2 separate regions of the Mus musculus genome follow, and region 1 is linked to region 2. The links are chromatin loops, found by intact Hi-C in ENCODE. Cell type or tissue: gastrocnemius. All regions are shown on one strand.

Region 1 (8,000 bases), 88 kb after region 2:
ATAATTAAGGACAGTAGTTTAATATAAATTCTTAGTGAAAATTTTGACTGTTTAAGAAATAAGTATTTATCTCTGTAGCTCCGTCCATGGGTGTTTTGTTCCCAATTCTAAGAAGGGGCAAAGTTTGGAGCTGAGACTAAAGGATGGGCTATCTAGAGACTGCCATAGCCGGAGATCCATCCCATAATCTGCCTCCAAACGTTGACACCATTGCATACACTAGCAAGATTTTGCTGAAAGGACCCAGATGTAGCTGTCTCTTGTGAGACTATGCTGGGGCCTAGCAAACACAGAAGTGGATGCTCACAGTCAGCTATTGGATGGATCACAGGGCCCCCAATGGAGGAGTTAGAGAAAGTATCCAAGGAGCTAAAGGGATCTGCAACCCTATAGGTGGAACAACAATATGAACTAACCAGTCCCCCCACCCTCCCCACCCCCGGAGCTCGTGTCTCTAGCTGCATATGTAGCAGAAGATGGCCTAGTTGGCCATCATTGGAAAGAGAGGCCCATTGGTCTTGCAAACTTTATATGCCTCAGTACAGGGGAACGCCAGGGCCAAGAAGTGGGAGTGGGTGGGTAAGGGAGTGGTGGGGGAGAGGGTATGGGGGACTTTTGGGATAGTATTGGAAATGTAAATGAAGAAAATACCTAATTAAAAAAACATATTTCTAGCTGATGAGGAAATAAAAGTGTTCATGTTGCTATTTTAAAAAAGTATTTATAGTACCCAAAACAAACAAACAAACAAACAAACAAACATTAGCACTCTACTTGAGCTACAGAAGGCTTCATGGGATATGTATGCATTTCAGGGAGTCACTTTAAGAACCATTTACATAAACAAACAATAAATTAGCACCTCTGATTTTTTTCTTCTTCATTTTTTATATACACTTGCTTTCAAAATCCTGGAAGTTGAGAATTTGGTTGCTAGGAGATTAATAAGTCTTTCTGCACAGTCATAAGTGTCATGTAGATAAGGTGTATATTTTTAACGTTAAGCAGGCTACCTAAAGATGTTCTATGATTCTTTTGCTTCATTTTTTCCATTGTAAAAATGTTCTGTTCTTCTGCTCTTTAAAAACAAATTTCTCTGGCCCAAGTTTTACATTAGCTGTACACCTACTGACAGTCTAAGTTTATGTATGTTGAGTTCTTTTTTTTTTTTTTTTTTTTTACTTTCTTTTTTTTTTCCATTTTTTATTAGGTATTTAACTCATTTACATTTCCAATGCTATACCAAAAGTCCCCCATATCCACCCACCCCCACTCCCCTGCCCACCCACTCCCCCTTTTTGGCCCTGGTGTTCCCCTGTACTGGGGCATATAAAGTTTGCGTGTCCAGTGGGCCTCTCTTTCCAGTGATGGCCGACTAGGCCATCTTTTGATATATATGCAGCTAGAGTCAAGAGCTCCGGGGTACTGGTGAGTTCATAATGTTGTTCCACCTATGGGAGTGAATTGTAGAATCAGGCTGTAGAAAAGGACGTCAGTCAGGCTTCCCCTAGTTGTTTGTAAACAGTTGACAATACCAATGGCATAGTGCTGGCTGTAAGGGAATGAGACTATCTCATTTATTTCAATGTATGTATTAAATATTCAACTCAAAAGTATAATAACTATTAAATGCATTTGACTTTTGACTTGAAAGTTACTTCATACCAACATTTAACTTTAAGAAATGATGGAGTGTGAGTGCTGAGGTGATATATTCTTTATATATAACAATCTCAGATTTGAACACACCTAATTCTCACAGGAAGATTATATTCCTAATACATTTGTAATAATGTGTCCCAAAAAGATCTGATTCATTTGTATCTTGTTTTATCATACAGTTGGACATTTATTATTATTATTATTATCATTGAAAATGAGTTTGTAAAACATTGCCAACATTTCAGAATCACCAGTATTTCACTAAAACATGGTCAATGTTTTGAAATAAGTGGAATATATATGAATATATTTTTCCATAAAGTGAAAGTCTATCTGATATGGTAGCTTTGTCACTGGGAAAATGTTAAGTACTTTAACAGACTTGTATGAGGTTCAATTCAGTCCTTTTAAAATGTTGTTATTTGTATTCATGATTGCTTTAAAAAACCCTGTTTATGGGCCTAGAGAGAAGAGAGATGACTCAGTGGTTAAGGTGCCTGCTGACCTGAGTTCACGGGCCCCGGACACCCACAGTAACTATGCATCGATAATCCCTATGCTCCTATGGGAAGCCAGGAGACATACAGGAAAGTCCCCAGAATTCCATAGGCCTGCTAGCCAGGTGCACACACTGACCGTCTAAAACAAGGTGCTCTGAGAGAACCAGCACCGTGGTTGTCCTCTGACCTCCATTCCTAACTTCTCCACCAACGTACTGCACGGTAAACAACTTGGCTTTTAGAAATGAGTTGGAATGTTATAATCAGTGACTTGAACATATGTATGCACCTGTAGCCTTTGAAATCTTCATAAGGAATACGGCACCGTTTGCCTTCATCTTTGCCCGTGACCCAAATGTGAAAAACACCCAGCTCAGTAGCTCTATTATTGCTCATTGCTTACAACTGTATCAGTGCCTGCGTCACATCAAGACACACGTGATTTGGAATAGCTGCATCTGCACTTTTTTTTTTCACCTCGAAACAGCTGATCTAAATATGCGTTGTGTTTAATATAAATCTCCTTATGGTTATTACAGGGCTATGTAAATATTTTCAGTAAGGGTACAAGTTTCATTTTAAAGGAGAGTTATCTACTACCTGAAAAATGCAGAATTTGTTGGGAGATTGCAAGTGTCAGTTTGTATCCAGATAACTTGAGGAACAAACTGCCATCTTAGAAATCTTTGACAGTTCACCCATGTGGAGTCTCACATGTCTCATTGTGTCCTACATTTCCTACTGACTATCTACACATATTCGGCACTCACACTTACTTCCTGGGTAATTTGAAGAGTGTGTCCACCAATAGCCGAATCTTATGTGTTTAGCTGACTGACTAACGAGTATATCCATAAACACCCCCCACACACATACACACAGGGCTTTTTTTCACTAGTATACAATAACTTGCAGGAAAAGTTCTCCATATTTAGCATTTCCTATTTCGTGTGAGTGAGTGGAAGTGGGCCATATTGAAATGCAGATGAGGACCCAGTAAGACCAACAAGATATAACTGAGCAGAGTCAGAACTGAGCAAAGGAAAGGCTCAGGGGTGGCGTGCTTGTCCAGGGTGTGCAGTAACAACCCCATCAGGATCCATACAGGTCTGTTTAACTGCTACAAGTGTTAGTGTGGCAGTGCACACCTGCAGTCCCAACTCTCAGGTGTGCAAGCAAAGATCACAAATCCAAGGCTATTCTGAGTAATGTAGCCAATTCCAGGCTAGCCGGCACTGCACAATGGCTTTCTATCTCAAAGGAAACAGACATTTGGAAACATCTTAATTACACTAAATGAACAAGGTGACATACTTAAAAATAAAAGACTTCAACATTCTTCTTTATGTGAGATTTATGTTGGTGACATCGTGTAGTGTCATTGATAGCAAAGGAACAATTTCTGTCTGTAATATTTTAGATTTTTTTCTCTCTTTTTGGAACATACATGGTACCAATGTGAAATCATTAAAAGTGGGTTTTAAGAAATCAGTTTCTGTCACTAAGATCGAGACCTACCTACTGTTCTAAATGTTTAAACTTAATGTGTGTGTGCATTTGAATGTGTAAATGCATATGTGTGAGTGTGTGTGTGAATTGGTATGTGAGAATCTATGTGTGAGAGTGTGGACATGAGTGTATATGAATGCATGTGTTTATGAGTGTGAGTGTCTGTCTTTTAGAGGATAATACTACTTCTACCTTCAAGTGGGTTCTGTGGATTAAACTCACTGCATAGACTTGTCTGGCAAGTGCCAATGTGCTGGCTCACTGACCCCGAGTGTTTACTTTTAATGAGCATGTTAAAAACGTAATAAAATTCTCTCACCATATTAACAGTACATTAAAAGTCTTGTTCAGGGAACCTTTTGCAGTGTACATTTGCAGGGGACGTTTTCGTCCAAACTGAAATAGTGCTAAAGACCTTGGTATCCTGATACTCTAGCAAACAGTGGCAAATATTGAAGTCAGAGTAGAATCCAGTTTTTCAGTGAAATTTAGCATCTATCTAATGTCATAGAGCTTTATCGGTTTATAAGTGCATGCTTGCAAAAGAAAAAAGTCTGCAGGCATGGGAAAGCACACCGGTAAATTGAAGTTAGAAATGCACTCAACTTTGCTACATAATAACATCCTACACTGAATATTAGTATTTACATATGATCATGGTAAACCTGCCATAATAATTATTTTCTTTGATTTAATTTTTTATTCAGTTGCCCCGGAAAGGCAAAACATGATGAACACATATGTGTGCTATGTTCTGGTTTTTCAGTTGCGTGATGGAAGTGTCTGGAAAACTCTGTTCTGACATATTACTGTTTAGTTCTCTGTCCCTAAGGAGAACTCTAGATCAGAGCTCTAGATCAGGGCTCTGGACTTTTGTAGCAAAATCGAGAAAAATATTGTAACTTTCATAAGCTTGTAGGAATGTAAAAATCCATGCAGAGGTTCCAAGACTGTGATTATAGAAACTGGAACAAATCAGTGCAGTTTTCTACCACCTCAATATTAGGTTAAAATTTGCTTTTTTTTCAACTTGTGTATTTTAGAAGAAAGGGTTCATGTCATTCTGGATTTCCTTAATTTAGGTTGGCTGCCAGCTCTTCTAGACCTCTGGTATTCTTTTCAGCGATTTCACTTTCCTGATTTGCATTCTGTACAGTTCAGGGTGAGCTTCTGTTTGGAAAAGTTAAGGCATACACTGGTTTTCTACTGCTTTTCTTAGAGTGTAGACTCAAACCATGAGTGTAATGTGCAATTTGTTGCCCATTAAGTATGTGACTGATTCTGTCCTAGTGTAGGACATTGTCATGATTATGAGAAAATGTGTGACTCTTTGCATGACTCTTTCCTAGAAGTGTTTTTTGTTTATCTCCCAAAGTACTTTTGGGAATAATTATTGGAGTTAGTTTATTTCCATTATCTCAGTGGCAAATAAAGATCCTAATACTGAAGTCTGTTTTGACTTGTCAAATTCCATCAGTAACTCACAAATAGACTTGGTCATCCTCCAGTCTAGTTAGTCTCTTGCCTGGCTATTATTGATATCATTCTTAGTTTTTGGTACCATCGTGAGTATTGGTTTCCTCTGTAAACTCTTACTTTTGATCTTTCCTAAGCAATGGAAAACAGCATTTTTCACTCCCTCAGCTAAGATGCTACACTAGAAGATTCTAGATTTTTAAGTGTTTATATCTTTTCCTTTACACTTCCTGACCTTTTATGCCCAGGATAACACTGTCCTGTATTGCATGATAAGTATTCTGTGTTAATCCCTTCTGACTTCTACATTAGTAAGTGAATTTTTAAGATGAGGAATTGATTGGACATAGTTTGCGGATATAGCATGAGTTTAAACAGTAAAAATTAGAGGTCAGGACATAATTGGGTCTACAAATGAATGAGCTTCAGCAACTTAAATTCCCTGTTCCTATACCATTTGAGTTGGATTGTGGTATTCTAGACCATACTTGAAATTTATTGGATTACTATTTTTTTTAACAGTTTTCGATAAAGCCTTGAAATAAGAAAACTGGTAACTAGAAAGCCTGGTCCTTGCTTTAAAAGGCGACTCACGTGGGAAAGAGAGGTAAATAAATACACCTCTTCACGTGATCAGCTCGGAAGTCGATAATTAAACACACAATTGGTCTTTTGCCCTTCTCTAATTTAGAATAAGGTACGTGGCAACATTTATTAGACAGGTTCACTACCCAAAGACTGAAAAGGATGATAATGATGATAAAGGCTGTGATGTGTAGACTGTCTCTCCGCACTACTTATCTTAGCTAGTTTCGACTCAGTATACTGCCCAGTAGCAAAAGAAGTTTAAAAGAGAAGTAGCTGACTGGCAACCCTCAGGACGATCACCAGAGGAAGTCAAAAGGGGGCAAAAAGATCTGAAGCTGACTCTTCCCTTGACCAATTAGTGGCCGGGATTTCTGAGTTACTTATTTCTTCTTCTCCATCATTAGATGGTTTGATTGGGAGAAGAGAAGAGATTTTAATTTTACTCTTGTCATCTGGTACAAGAATTCACTGTTTCAGAATGGAAGTGACAGGTGAATTTCATTAAGATGGATAATAGGCAGCCCCGTACAAACTTGCAACTAATATCAGCGAGAAGAAATTTTAACCAAGCTATTACTTTTTGACCAATGTTCTATTACTTGTCTTGACAACCTTGTATTTAATGATGGAGGATATAATAGGCTGAGGGGCTTTCATTTTAGGTTTTCATTTTATCCTCTGTGTGTGTGTGTGTGTGTGTGCGCGCGCGTGTGCCTGCCTGCAGTTTTTAAGGTCTAGATTGTTCTTCTTTCCTGGTGGAAATAAAGTTGAGAATTGTAATGCATATTTGCGATGGACGCAGTTTAGGAATTATTAGTGGGAGTTGCCAGCTGATGCTGACACGTGTATTTTTAACAGGAAGTATTCTGCTCTATGTGTTTGTTTGTAAAACCTGCGATCCTCATCAATGAACTACTGATGGAGCGAAGGTCTTCCTGAGGTCTGGTTGGGCTCAGAGTCCTCAGTTGCAGGAATTGGTGCATGTCATGGAGCCCTCTTGCCCTGTTCTGGGCCTTTATTCTGATTCCTTCTGCTCAGACTCTTGCCGAGCTGTGGAGTCCCATATCTCCATTTGGCACAGGCAACTTATGGAGGCAAGACTACGTGTTTAATTATTGCAATACTTTGGGTGCATAGCAGAGTATATGAAGCAAAGGTTGTGAACCATCAACCTCTATGTATGGGACTAGTATTATCCTTTGCCAGTATTATTACATTTGCCTGGTGTAAAAGGCAGCTTTAAAGCTTCCCGTTGCATTTGGTTCCTTTTCTCTGCAGATTTTTGCATTGTTCTATGATGTCACATTCCATGCATTTGCGTTTTAGTGAGGAGCTATGTTTTAATGTTTCACATTGGAATTTATTCTTTAATAGTCCACTATTATTAATTAGTAAATATTTGTTCATCTAGTTCCTCTTAAAACGTGAATGATGCCATCAATGGAGAGTGGAATGTTGAATTCCCATATTGTAGATGATGGCAATCATCCGGTTCCTTTTGTATTAATGGAAAGCATTTTGGGGGTGTTTGACTGGCTCACAGACATTGGTATATAGTTTTGTGAAATTGTTCTGGCCCTTAACTTCATTTTCCACCAAATGAAGGCAGTAGCTATCAGAAAGGCTGAGACAGTAGTTACAAATAGCCATTGGTACAGACCACCCACCTAAATGGGCCTTTGTAGGATGTTAGCATTCCTTCATCCTACTTATTCATCCCTCCCTTTGAGGGCTGCTTTTTCTGAAAGAGAATGAAGCGCTATTGCTCCAGTGATGCTGGCTTTAACTGTAAAGGGCCTGATTCTTTTGTTTTCAGTAATAAAAATTTGAGACTTTCCTGGATCCTTTTCCTACTCCCAGACTTTGTGATTTGTTTTGCTGTTTGTTTGTTTGTTTGTTTGTTTGTTTGTTCTAGAGCCTTTACTCTCCAGGGAGTACTGTGTCCTTTTCAGGGAACTGGTTGCCTTGTTTGGATTCTCTGTTTTCTTGTTCACACTGTGTCTCTAAGGAGTGTCTAGAGCAGTGATTCTCAACCTGTGTGTGGGTAGCGGCCCTTTTGGGGGTTGACTGATCTTCTCACAGGGGTCACCAAGACCATCTACATATCAAACTTTTATGTTACTATTCACACAGTAGCAAATTTACAGGTATGACGTAGCAACCATTAAAATGATTTTATGGTTGGAGGTCACCACAATGTGAGGAATTGTATTAAAGCGTCGCAGCTTTAGGAAGCTTGAGATTCACTGGTCTAGAATGTGGACA
Region 2 (8,000 bases):
TTTTGTTCCTTGACAATAGCTTAACACATGGAAGGAGCATATGTGTTTTTCCATTTACACAACCATTCAGTAAGTGTTTATTGTCCGTTTAGTGCCAAACAGTGTGCTGGGTCTGAGAAGATAATGAACTATATAAGACATCATCTCTGCCTTTTACACGAGTAAACTCTAGCCAGGCAGTGGTAGCACACATCTTAAATCGCAGCATTGGGGAGGCCTAGGCAGGTGAATCTCAGAAGCCAGCCTGATCTTCAGTGGGTTCCAGCATAGCCAGGGGTACACAGAGAAACCCTGTCTTGAAAAACCAAATCAGACAAATAAGAAAGACAAAACAAACAAAGAAAAACCAAGAGTAAATTCTATTCGGAGAGCTAGGTTTTCTTTTTAAAACCAACATGTGAGCAGAATACCTACAACCATGTTGCATTGGAAATATGTCAGGTCCTGGAACAATGGTGGGAAGGATCAGCTTCCATAGTTTGAACAGAGAGAGTGAGAAGGAGACAGCAATCAGAGCAATGCTTTGCTCTGATGGTATACCTGTCCCCAAAGTGAAGATTTAACCTTCCAGCAAGATAAGGAGAACTAGACTCTCCTGGTGCTATCTTTTCTTGCACAGTTCAAGCATATAACTGCCTAACAAATTGCATACAGAGTAGCTATGGCTAAGGGCATAAGTAAATCCATTCTTTAACCACTACCAAAATATCGTGAAGGGAAATCTTGGCCAACGTGAATTGCTACGGTTTATATGTGGTCACTTTCTCATGAATGCATTAGATTGTGAGTCCAGGTGCCAAGGTCAGACTTCAGAAATATTAAACTGAACTACCCAATTTAGCTTGTAAACACATTCATGACTTCTTCAGAAAACCTGAATTCATTGTAGTCTCTGAATGAGAAAGGAACATGGGATGTTTTTTAAAAAAAATCTAATTCCCACTCTTCAGAATGCCCTCCTAAAATTTGGGCTTCATGAGTTCCTGCCTAAATAGCTCTCTCTTGGGGGACGACTGTGTCTGCTAATAAACTGTCCGAAGGTTTAACCACTAGGGGGAGAGGGTGTGCCTCTGGTGGCTAGGGAACCAATGGCAGCAAATCGGTACACGGATAAGCTAGGAGAGATCTAGATCAAGCAGTGGTCAGCTAGGTGCAAGGACCACATCAAGTGTGGTAGTTTGGTAACTTAGGATGGCTTCTCCAGATCTCACAATGAATCTTCTTCTGCAGACGGATTCTGTGGCTTTTAACTAGGAAGACTTTAGTACTGAATGTTTAAGTCTTTCCCAAGGACCACCATGACTTTGCAGATACGCTGACACTTTTCAAGTGGGAAGGAACACTCTGAGAACTTCTTTCACACTTCATAGTATGTCACCTTTTCTATACTGTAGCGTCACACGCGCCAGCTTTCTGAATTTGCTGTCTGTTGAATTGATTAGAAAGACTCGACTCCTAGATTCTCTTTAGTTTGACCTTTCCAAATCTAACGTTAAGTGTGTGTGTGGGGGGGGGGGGCGGGGGCGGGGATTTTATTCAGAGAGCTGAGGAGTAGGTAAAAATGTTAGTTTTAACAATGTCACAGATATTGCAACTTTAAAGAAAATCATCAGGAAATTATTGAAAACCCGAGCACAAGTGGTTTACTCCCAATGAAATGATTATTTGCTTTAAATCATCATTTTCTATAATTAAAAAAAATGAACTGAACCTATAAGAACAAATTGCTTAGTAACTACAATAGATATAATAAGGTTGTAAAAAGTGAAAATAGATACACTGGACATTATTAGTGTATTCATTGTATACCACTGTGAACCTTTGCTCACACCAGAATCTAAACACAAGGCAGAGCGGTGCTTAAGGTGAAAGTTGATTTTATTTTCAATGTGTCATATGGCTTGCTTCCATGGAAAAGGGGGAAGGGAGAAAACTCTCAGCAACTATTTCTGGGATTCTTTAAAGGAGTGGGAGGCACAGCGCCTGCTCCTCTTTCAGCATTGATTTTCAACACAATATGCGATACGGTTTCTCAGAAATGTTGTTTGGCACTCCTGATAATTTCATGTGATTTCAAACTTAAACCACTCAGACTACACAGTTCAGTATTTTCAGCTCCTTTCATTTTCCTTTTCCCTTTAATTATAGAATTCTTTATTCCCCTTTCTGTGGTCAAGAAAGATAGTAAATGCTGCTATTTGTAGATTGAAAATGCATTTATTTTCTCAGGACGATTCCTATGCTCTTCGCCCAACAAATGTAAACGTCGTGATTGGCATAAGGCTAGGCTACACTTCCAGGCTAACAACTTTTTCGAACCTCACGGTTCCTTTGACTCGGGTGGATGTGGCACACGCCGGGACAGGGGTGGATATAAACAGCAAGTAAACACTCTAATTTTAAACTTGCACTGGGAAGCACTTTCACAATGGGGACAGTGGCGCTCGCTCCGTGTCTCCCAGGGCACTCGCAAGGGTCCCTCTGTCCGGCTCAGTGTCCCAGATCCTCCGGGTGCCGGGAGCCGGGAATCCGGGGAGGTACCGGGCCAGAGAGAGAACTTCCCGCGGCCGACATGAGCCGGGGGAGCCCGAGATCGTCCCTCCCGCGCGGCCAGCGGAGAACGTGAGCAGCGGGGCGCGGGGAGAGGGGCGGAGCCGGCGCGGGGGGCGCGCGGGGCGCGGAGGAGGCGCGGAGGAGGCGCGGAGCCGCGCGGCACTTGTCCTGTAATCGATTGCCGAGCGCGCCGAACGAGCGGCCGAGCGCGCAGACACGCGCCCCCGCCCCTCCCGCCCGCGCGCTCGCCCGCTCGCTCGCTCGCTCACCCGCCCGCCCGCTCCCGGCTCTCACGGACCCGGGCGCTCGCTGACGACCCCCCCCCCAACCCCCTCCGCGCGCGCGCGGCCGCCACCGCCGCCGCCGCTGCCCGCCCTCCGCCCGCGGGCGTCTGCGCGAGCCCGGCCGGCGGGGGAGATGTGCTCGGGCTCCGCCGGATCGGTTTCTCGGGGTTTGACCAGCTGTCCCGGGCTAACCCTGCTCCTCGCTGAAGATGGAGGAAGTAAAAACAGGATTACCCTTAGCTACAGATCCACTGCCTTAGTTTCCACCACCAACTGCAGTGCACAAACACACGTTAGGCACAGGAAAGAAAGAAAGAGAGAGAGGGAGAGGACACACTAACAGTAAACACAAACAAAAGGGTGATGGGATTATTTTACTGCATGCACTGCTGAGGTAAATCTCCGCTTGGCTTTTTGCGTGGGGAAGAACAGCTCTTGTTTTATTTGTCTTCTGATTCATAGATTATCTATCAATTTGTGTATGGTTTGCAAAGGGGTTGGGGAGGGGGAGTGTTTTCAAAGTTAAGTGTAATGATATGGAATCTTGTTTAACAGTGTGGTGTGATCGAATGACTTGTTGCTGTTAACCAGGGATAATAATAATATAGACGCTTTTCTTTGGGGAGGGATGGGTTGTGGCTCTGATTAGGGAAATGATCTCTGTTAAGGACGCTCAGGGAATTTCGTTGAAGATGATGTCCTTTGCCTTAATGTATCGTCCCCTCCTTGTAATCTGCTTCTGGGATGTTAATGGACTAATCAGTTCTCATCTTTATAGCTGTCATGGATTTGGACTTGTTTTTGCTTTGTTTTAACTTGAATTCCAAGAAGAAAGATTGGATAACCTGGCATAGATTGCAGCTGTCTGGATAGAGGCTATTATACTGTTGAGATTGAAAACAAAACAAAACAAAAATAATAATAAAAATCTGGTGTGACACATGTATAACAGCAACAGTTAAATCGCTTTGACAGGTTCTGGTATGGACGAAGGAGATGGAATGAAGATTTAATTTCTTTTTCTTTTTCTTTTTTTCCTATTTTGCCAGAGGCCACAAAACAGTCCTGTGAAGTTGGCCTAGGTTCCTTGCTGGGTTCTGCCTGACTGTCCCTCCCCTCGTACCCCCCCTCCCCTTTTTCTTTCAGTTTTCTTGTCTTAGCTTTTGGTCGATTCTTAAGGAACCGGTGGATCAAGTTTTTTCTCTTCTCGTTAATCGCATTGCTGTAGCACTGACCTCTCTCTCTTTCTCTCCCTCCCTCCCTGTCTTTTTTTTTTTTTTTTTTTTTTTCCTCTTTCCTGAAAGTACGTGGTGCCATTCCTGAGTGACTTTTCCTACTAGACCATCCCAAAGGGACGAGGGGGCGGGGGCGGGGGAGGAGGAGGACGAGGAGGAGGAGAAGGAGGAGGAGGAGGAGGAGGTTGGGGGGGAGTGTTCCTTCTCTCTCATTTCTTGGTTTTGTTTATCAGCCGATCTGTTTGCTGGATTCGGTCTTGGAATGACCCACCTGTAAAGTGCTTTCCCTCCTCCTCGGCTTCAACTCTGCAGGGGGCTTTGCCTGGAGGGGGCAGGGAGGGAAGGGGGGGGGGACACAAAAAACTTCTTTCTTTCTTTCTTTCTTTCTCCGTTTCTCTTCAGCCCGACATTGTCACCTCCTCCTTGAGGGGTTAGAAGAAGCTGGGAGCTCCCGACAGAGCTGGAAATGGTGATGACTGTTTTTTAATCAGAGGACAATTTCTTTTGTATGTACATTTTGTTTCTCTTTCTCCTTTTTCTTCCTTTTTCTTCCTTTTCCTTCACTGAGGGTTTAATAACCCTTTCACTGTTGGCGCAGACTTCTTTTGCTTCTAACTGACGCTTCTTTTTAGTATGTGTGTTAAATGTGTACATTTTTAAAGAGATAGACTCATTTGTAAGCTCTCGGTAGAAACTGCTCCCCTTTAAAACTTTCCGGGTCCCTTTCTTTCAAACCTTACGTAACCTAATTGAAAGAATTTGATAAGAGTAGAGCAGGTCGGAATTTAACTGCTATGTAGTGACTGGGAATTTGATCTGATTATTCCATAAAGAAAGAAAGAAAAGTTTTTGGGGGGCGGGAGGGGGGTAGGGAGGCTGGTGGTGAAGGGGAGGGGAGGGAGAAGGGAAGTGGTTTTGGAGACAAGAAGTGAAGCTGCCTGTTTTCCAGTAAGTAATGGAGAAATTCCAGGAGCTAGGGCTAAATATACTTGGCGATCAATACAGAAATGGCTCATTGTGAATAATTTAGCTGCTGGTGCTTTGAGAGTTTTGAAACTAAAGGCAAAAAGGACCTGGGCCAAAGGGGGGAAAAATAAGTAAAAATCTTTTTCAGGACTTGTCAATTCTGTAACTTTTTCCCTCAAAGAATACAGTTAGATTATCGATCTTCTTATGATGTGAATCAAAGCTAGGGGGTGTTGTCTCATGCAATTTACTTTTGTTTCTGGGGATACAAAAGTATTTGTGTTATTGATGCATGAAAATCATTCCTCACACTTGGGGAGAGGAAAATCCTCCCCTCCCCTCGTGCACAGCCAAAAGTTTCTGACTTGTTGGAACTCCGAATGTCTCAAGTAGGCTTGGCATTGTCTCCGGCCATAGTCTGGCAGGAAATTAGGGTACGTGGAACAGGTGCTCACACAGGATTTGGGGTGGGCTAAAACGTCAGTACAAGCCAGAGTTGGCCAACTGCCGCAAAAGTCTTTGGGATACAGTCTAGTACTAAGTAGTTTTGTTTTGTTTTGTTTTCTTATGTTTTGTTTGTTCTCTGTGCCCCCCCCCCCCCCCCATTAGAACATGATGAACCAACTTGCAACAATTGTGAATAGAGCTGTCTGTATACTAGGGAAGTACTCAAACTGCAGGGCGATTGTGGGAAGTAGTGAGTGGTAAAATACTTAGATAGCAGTTACAGTTGGCAAATTGGAGATTACCCTCTCCTATTTTTTCCCCCAATAAACCGGGTAAATTTTGACGAGAGAGAGTCGTTCTTCTCTTGCTACAGCCCATCTCACAGGACACTTAGCGTCCCTATGTCCCTATCCTATCTCCAGCAGGAATCAGATCATTTGCAGAGAGTTCAATGACTTGCAAATGAGCACGCACAGTACACTGTAGTATGTTTCTCAGGCACAGGTTGCAGGAGCAACATGCACTACCTGCTTGGGGCTTGAAATAAGTGAAGAATTTAATGGCAGATACAGGGAGGAATCCTTGGGTAAAGGTTGCAATCTTTTGTGTTCCAGCACTGCACTTTGACTATGGAAACAGACGCAATTGATGGCTATATAACATGTGAGTATTCCTTTTCATTAATTTGCTGTGGGCAATCAAGTGAGCTTCTTGCTCCCTGTGTGTGAGTCCCTGAGCCATGGGTCTTTAGTACGTGTTCTCCAGCTTTATTTGCTCTTCACCATTTCCCCTTGCAACAGATACGAGGAAGTATTACCAGGAGCAAACTAAGAAGGGGGCATAGAAATCTACTTTTTTCAGAAAGGACATTATTTAAGGCTTGTAGCCAGCAGATCTTTAGTTTCTTATTTGACTGGTTTCCCTGTTTAATTTAAATTTAGAATACCCCAGGTTATAGATATTTCTTCTACTGGGGGGTGGGGGTGGGGAGAAATGTACTAAAGATTTACTGCTAGGTAACCTGATTTTCCCAGACATATAATAGGAAGGAATTGGCTTCTTAAGTTCACCTTTCTTAAAAAAGCAAGCTCATTTGAACCATCCAGCAAACGTTTTAAAAAATATTTACTTTAAAGTACTTTATATTGATTAAATTAGATTATTAGAAAAACCTTGCTGTTTCTACTACAACTATTTTGGACCTCAGATGGTCTCTATTGTCATTGACCTGTAAGAATGCTATGATAATAAAGTTTGTTCACTTTTCTATTATAGGCTGTGTGTGTGTGTGTTTTCTCTACATTTCATTCATTTACTATGTATTTTATTTCCTTGTAGTTTCTCTTTAAAAAAAAAAAGCATGTTTCTTGAGCATTCGGTTCTGAGTGCCCTCTGAATATGAGGCAGTCTGAGTAATTACATGTTACGTGACAATGAACAGAAACCAAAAGAATGTATTTTTTTGAAAGCAGGTGACAATGAGCTTTCACCCGAAGGGGAACACGCCAATATGGCCATTGACCTCACCTCAAGCACACCCAATGGACAGCACGCCTCGCCAAGTCACATGACAAGCAGTAAGTCTTCATTTTGTGATGATTATTACTTTTTTAAATTCTCAAGTGAGAGGTTTGGATTTGTCAGGTCTGTGGGGTCTGCTCACTCTGGGACGGAGGTACTGCTGTAGCTTTTGCTAAGAAAAGAACAACACAGATTTATTTCCGTTCATTCTAGTATCATAAAACATGAGCCTACTTACTAGTCTGAACTGTCCCAAGGTGGCGTTTGCTAGCTGGTGCCTACCTGTACCGGGTAAGAGATGTTATTAGAATTTACTGATTATTGTTTTCAATTCAAGGGTCACATCTAGATTTGATGTTTGGTTAAAAAAAAATAGAGAAATGTAGCTTTACCAAAGGACTCTTCAGGGTTATTAAAAAAAAGAAAATGAAGTAGAAGAAATAAGAGCTAGACCATCAGTGGTAAAATTGAAGTGTTACTCGCTTGCTCAGAAAGCAAGAAAAAAAAACAATGTAAAACTTTCTCCTTTAGAGGATTGGAAGCGAAATGTCATTGAAAATTTGAGGAACTCATTTGCATCTATTTCTATATATCATTTTGTTTAACATTGTCCAGAAGGGGGAAAAAAAGATTCTCAGAAGGATGCTTTTGGGTTTGCAGGAGTGGCAGTTTGAGTCTTCAGTGTTTCTGACATGGAGTGTCCTAAACAATGTTGAGTGTGATAGAAAGGCGTGCTGTCAGTGTGGAGGACAAGATGCGTTTATTTGTTAAGTCTGTCTTTTAATGAAACTGTCTTATCAGATCAGTTAATTCAGTGCAAGTGGTTTGCCACTCTTAGCTCAAGCTTGAGGTGTCGTCTCCTCTGCACTTTGGATATATGTTGTGGTCTTAAATAGGAAGGTCATGGTTTATGTTAAGTTTAGTTTAATTTACAACTTATCTTTTTGGGTGATGAAGGAGACTTCTTTGAAGGTTTAACAACTGGGGCAAACCA

What was found. Hi-C counts contacts between places; a loop is a spot of excess contacts. Peaks named below come from ENCODE experiments on the same cell type or tissue, not always from the same donor. Only the 100,000 strongest peaks of a DNase experiment are listed, where the experiment ranks them.
Region 1: it touches region 2 in a loop (2.7-fold over the local background); 2 of 42 quality-filtered maps call a loop at or near these places.

The regions. Positions count from the first base shown.
Region 1 is chr1:69,594,123-69,602,122 of GRCm38, reverse strand. All of the region lies in intron 3 of Ikzf2 (IKAROS family zinc finger 2), which reads left to right. Among named protein-coding and RNA genes, the nearest start is that of Ikzf2, 88 kb to the left of the region's middle. In gastrocnemius, no CTCF peak of the experiment used is centred here; no DNase peak of the experiment used is centred here.
Region 2 is chr1:69,682,272-69,690,271 of GRCm38, reverse strand. It overlaps Ikzf2 (IKAROS family zinc finger 2), which reads left to right and starts at 4,312. Exons shown (of 8, transcript NM_011770.4): 1 at 4,312-4,578; 2 at 6,100-6,148; 3 at 6,958-7,062. The coding sequence starts at 6,115. In gastrocnemius, a CTCF peak has its summit at 1,059 (motif pointing right); DNase peaks (open chromatin) are centred at 1,068, 2,713, 2,931 and 4,347; H3K4me3 peaks cover 5,220 bases; H3K27ac peaks cover 5,182 bases.